Regions from separate parts of the Homo sapiens genome. Here region 2 is linked to region 1. Evidence: read pairs that join two places in POLR2A ChIA-PET (ENCODE). Cell type or tissue: MCF 10A. All regions are shown on one strand.

Region 1 (2,500 bases):
AGTTCAACAAGAGATGGCCCCAGCTCCGGTGTCTACTGGGGAGGTGATGAAGTGAAGTGTTCAATTCCTGCATAGCCACCAACAAGTCCCTGGAAACACAATTGTTGAGGATGTGTCCCTCGGGGAGGCATGGTTCATCTGGCTGTGTCACAAAGCAGATGGGAACAGCTGGCGAGGAAGGACTGCCTGTCCTGGGAATTGCCCTAATCATCTTCCTAAATATTGCCGCAGCCAGGAGGAAAGCCTGATTCCCTGCAGATGGGGCCATTGACAGGATGCTACTGGTCCGGGTTGGGAGAAAAGGAATGCTGTAAACACAGTCAGCCCATTCGGCAGGCAGTGGAAGCTGTCTGAGGCTTCAGGGCCCCCTCCTCACTAGGGGCTATAATTCATGCAGTTTCTTATCTGCCAGATGGCCAGGAGGACACATGCATTCCAGTGGTGCCATCTTCTAAGTGTTGGCAGCTTGCCAGTGATCTCAACTTCATTTTCATCATTGCCTTTTGAGACTTTTTGTTCTTAATCACCCCAACCAACCATGAAATTTTAATACCAGAAATATATTCTCTGTTTACATACTTTATGCAAAATCTGTTTTTTAAACGTAAAAAGGGGATTTTTTCACACGTGCATTCCCACAAGAACCAATTCTCTCCCCCGTTGAGAATGCCTGTTGTACACTAAACCTTCAGATAACCATTTTCTGCAATCAGCCCTATCAGATTTGGAGGGAGAGAAGCAACTCACCAGGAAACAAATGCTCTTTGCATTGTTTTGTCTCTTCCCAGAAGCCTCCCATCCACCTTCAGCTGGAGTTGAGCTTTCTAACATCACTGCATTCCTGCACATCCACATTACCATCTTTATGTATTTGATTCCTCCTTGAGGGCAAGGCCTGTTTCTCTGTTGTTTACACCCCCTCTCAGTGCGTGCTGTAAGGTAGGAGCTTCACAGATGGTTAAAGCAAAACAGAACATGGGCCGGGTGCAGTGACTCACTCCTGTTGTCTCAGCACTTTGGGAGGCCAAGGCGGGTGAATCACCTGAGGTCAGGAGTTCAAGGCCAACCTGGCCAAATGGCGAAACCCCATCTTTACTAAAAATACAAAAAATAGCTGGGCGTGGTGGTAGGCGCCTGTAATCCCAGCTACTCGGGAGGCTGAGGCAGGAGAATCACTTGAACCCGGGAGGTGGAGTTTGCAGTGCGCCAAGATCGCGCCACTGCACTCCAGCCTGGGCGACAGAGTGGGATTCCATCTCAAAAATCAAAAAACAAAAAAAGGAAAAAACAGAACATGAAAGCCACTTTCCCACAGCCTGGGCACGTAGCTACTGTGGTGAATCACCTTTCCTGGCAGAGCACACTCAGGAACCGTCAGCTCCAAAAGCACCAAACAGTTTCATTAAGACCGTGGCTCCTTCGCAGAAGCACACGGAACGCAGACTGACAAGCCTGTGATAACATTTTAATGGCCTGAGTTCAGTTCCCAATAAAATACTTAAGTTTCTGCAATCATGGAGCTGGCATTTTCATTAATACTCCTGATTAATTGTCTGTCCTAGGAAAAGGCTCATCACCGTCACAATCCCGATCTTGCTAGTTCCTTGCAGGGAGAATCCCAGCAGCCTGGGCTTTTCCACCAGGTTAAAGCTGGCAAAGGGCAAGGAAGACTCCCTGGCACCTGGTACCCTCCACTTGCCATGGTAACAGAGGATTACAGGCTCTAAGCCCAGCTGCTGTCCTTGCATTCAGACCTCACCACTCATACACTGGGACCTGGAACTACTTAAATTGCCTCAGTTTCTTTATGTGTCAAATGGCGTTTGACACATAAAGCACTAATACTAATAGTACTTACATAATAAGGTTGTTGTAAGGATTAATTGAGTTGGTACAAGTAATGTCCTGGCACGCATCTGGCACATAGTGAGTGCTTCCTATAATAAACAGTAGCTGGGTTTGTTGTTGTTTTACTATTATTTTTCCTCCAGAAAGGCGAGAGTTGCATCAGCCTTGGAAGAGGCAGGACTGAGATGTTTGGGAACAAGACCACTTTCACAGGGGGCAGCCTTTTGAGAAATGTCATGTCTACTTGATAGGGCTTTAAATATGGAGTAGTGGGAATCTGCACATTTGGATTCAAATCCTGGCTTTTCCAATGGCTGATGATGGAACCCTTATAGGCTCAAATCACTCACTTCTCTGAGCCTCCCCAAAAATTGAGAATAACAGTTTTTATTCCATAGGGTAGTTTTGAGAATTGGTAAGATGATCATAAATGTAGAAGGGCCTGGTACTCATAACTGTTTTCTTCATTTATTTATTTAGTCAACAATGTTTTCTGAGCACCTACCCTGGGCCAGGCACACTGAGGTGGGCCTTGGGATTCATCAGGGATCAAAGGGAAAAGGCATCCCATCTCCGTGGAGCTTCACATCATCGTAGTTAAGGTGGATAATGACTGTCTCGACAGATAGGACAGTGGCCAGGACACAGGCCT
Region 2 (2,500 bases), 93 kb before region 1:
TCCATGTTCACTGCTCCATCTGCTCAGTGCAGGCTGTCTCTCTGCTCTGTCTCCCACCTGCTTTTGTGAGTGTATGTTTCTATGTTTGTGTATATGTGTGTTTAAACTCCTCTTCCAGAGTGAAAGACCATTTCAGTCTTTTGTGTGCTGATTTGTAGAAATCATTGAACTTTCAGAATCCCATTTGCAATGTCATGTCTGTGGCTGGGGATCTCCAAGTAACATCAGCTTACGTCTGGGAAGGACAAGGGGAATCAAAGTTAGAAGTCAGGAGAGCAAAATCCACACACAGCATGCACCATCGGCCACCTTTAGGAGTGACACAAGAGATGGTGTTTGAATATAAATTTGAAGTCTTTCCAAAGATTTAACACTCCTTTGGCTGACAACCATAATCTCAAGGAGGTAGGCCTAGGCTAGAGCAATTATACTTTAGGGTAACCCTAGCTGCTATAACAAATAAACCCCAATATTGCAGTAGGCTGAAACATAGAATTGTTTTTATCATTCATATAACTTCTTGATGGGCCAGTAGCCTTCTTCCATGTAGTCACTCAGGGACCTAGCCTCCTTCCATCTTGTTGCTCCCCCAACCCTAAGGCATCCTCTACATCTAGGTGAAAGGGGAGCAGAAAATGTGGTCTCTGGCCCAGGAACAACTCTAGTCTTGGAGAAGCACATGATATAGTATGGAGATCACAGCCAGGCCTGCCACCGGCAGCAATTCAGGGCTGGGCACCAGATCAGCTGGGTGGAGTCCCAGCTGGCCAAGGAGTCTGAGCCCAGGTACTATGTGGTCATCTTGGGCATGGAACAGGGCAGCTCAAGGACCAGAGGTCAGCTGGCAGGGTCCGCACCAAGCCTATCCAGGGAAGCCCTGCCCTGATCATGGACAAGGCCTGTGTAATCCTGATGTCAGCTGCTTCCCTCCCGAGGACAGCCTGCAGCAGATGGTCAGAGCCTGTTGCCATTAAACATTTGAGTGGTTCCACCAGCATCCCGATGAGTCTGGGTTCACCAAGAAACATTATTGTAATGTGCTCCCCAGGCAGCTCTGCCTCAGGGAGAGACAATGCCAGGCATGACAACTTCAGCATTCTTGTTCTGCATGGCAGTTGCATTTCTCATTGTGGTTTATATGTTGGTCACATGATCTGAGCTAATGGGAGTATTCGCCTGACAGATGAGTCCCTTTTGCTGGGTGTGCCAGCAAAATCAGGCTTCCAAGCCCCCAAGGCTCACTGCCAGAGGCTGGGGAATTCGCCAAGGTAAATGCCACCTTGTGAGGTCTTTGGGACACAGCCAGCAGCCTCCCCAGGGCACCATTCCTGTCTCAGCATGAGGCTTCTCTGGCCAGCCCAATGGCATTTGGGAGCCACATCCACACCCCACGGGTCTGGGTCTGTTTCCAGCTGCACTGGGACATTCTGGCAGATTCTCCCTGATCTCTGTAAGGAAGAGTACAGCAGGAAGGAGAGGAAGCAGAAAAAAATTCCAATGCTTAGAGTTTTCCCTCTAAAGAGGACCTCCTGAGCCACTTCTGAACAGGACTTGGAACAAAGGAATCTTGGCGCTTTGATGATCGTGTCTGCAGCAGTTGTTGAAATGAGTCTGACACTCGCCAGTGCCTTAGTAGGAATTATAATTACATCAGGAGACCCCAGGCAACCAAGTAAACTGATTAGCTACTGCTCCGAGTTGATAGATTTTTTTCTCTCTAGGTCATAAATAGGGCTGTGGGAGATGGTGGAAGCATGCTGGTGGGAACAGGTCGAGATGGGCTGTACATTCAGGAAGCCCAACCAAGTGGTGTGGGCAGCTCCCCCTGCCCCACCCTGCCACCGGAAGAGACAGTCTGACAGGTGCCCAAGGTAGAGTTCAGTTCCCTCGGCCAGGGACTGCACTCCTGATCTTGCGTGCTGCAGAGAGCTGTCCTCAGAGCAGGCTGAGGGTGGCTGAACTGCTAGGCGATGCTCTGGGAAGCCCTCCGCCAGGAAAGCCGATGCTTTCTGCCAGGCATAATTATTGCATGGATAATTACACGATTCAGAGCCTGCTGGAGAATCCTGGGCTGGTGCCAGAGTAGAAAGGCAGGGTTCCGGAACTGCAGCCAGTGGCTGATTCTCAGAGTCGACTTTGAAAGAAGAGGGTAATCATTCCTCCTCCTAAGACTCCTACCTGGCTGGGCCAGGACATGGCAAACGTAAAGCTAAGGGAGGCGGGGAGTTGATGAGTTCTCTCCTCCACCCACTCCCTTACAGGAGGGGGTCCCCAGAGTTCTGACCTAATCCCTCTTCTTTACTCCCTGCACGTGTCACCTCCCTGGGACAATCCACCCCTGCCCATTAGCACATATATGCGGATGACACCAAGTGTCTTTCCAGCCAGGCATCTGCAAATGCATGCTGGGCATCTCCCTCACGTGTCTCCTCCAGCCCATTGCACTCCAGCCTGAGCCATTCTCCTCCTACCCCAGTCTGCCTCTCAGTCCATATTCTCT

Evidence for each region. Peaks named below come from ENCODE experiments on the same cell type or tissue, not always from the same donor. Only the 100,000 strongest peaks of a DNase experiment are listed, where the experiment ranks them.
Region 2: POLR2A ChIA-PET joins it to region 1 with 11 read pairs; 2 of 35 experiments call an interaction of 5 or more read pairs at or near these places.

What each region holds. Positions count from the first base shown.
Region 1 is chr5:170,613,956-170,616,455 of GRCh38, forward strand. All of the region lies in intron 1 of KCNIP1 (potassium voltage-gated channel interacting protein 1), which reads left to right. Among named protein-coding and RNA genes, the nearest start is that of KCNIP1-AS1, 66 kb to the right of the region's middle. In MCF 10A, no CTCF peak of the experiment used is centred here; DNase peaks (open chromatin) are centred at 986 and 1,376.
Region 2 is chr5:170,521,347-170,523,846 of GRCh38, forward strand. The region is part of intron 1 of KCNIP1 (potassium voltage-gated channel interacting protein 1); the gene reads left to right. Among named protein-coding and RNA genes, the nearest start is that of KCNIP1, 19 kb to the left of the region's middle. In MCF 10A, no CTCF peak of the experiment used is centred here; a DNase peak (open chromatin) is centred at 1,145.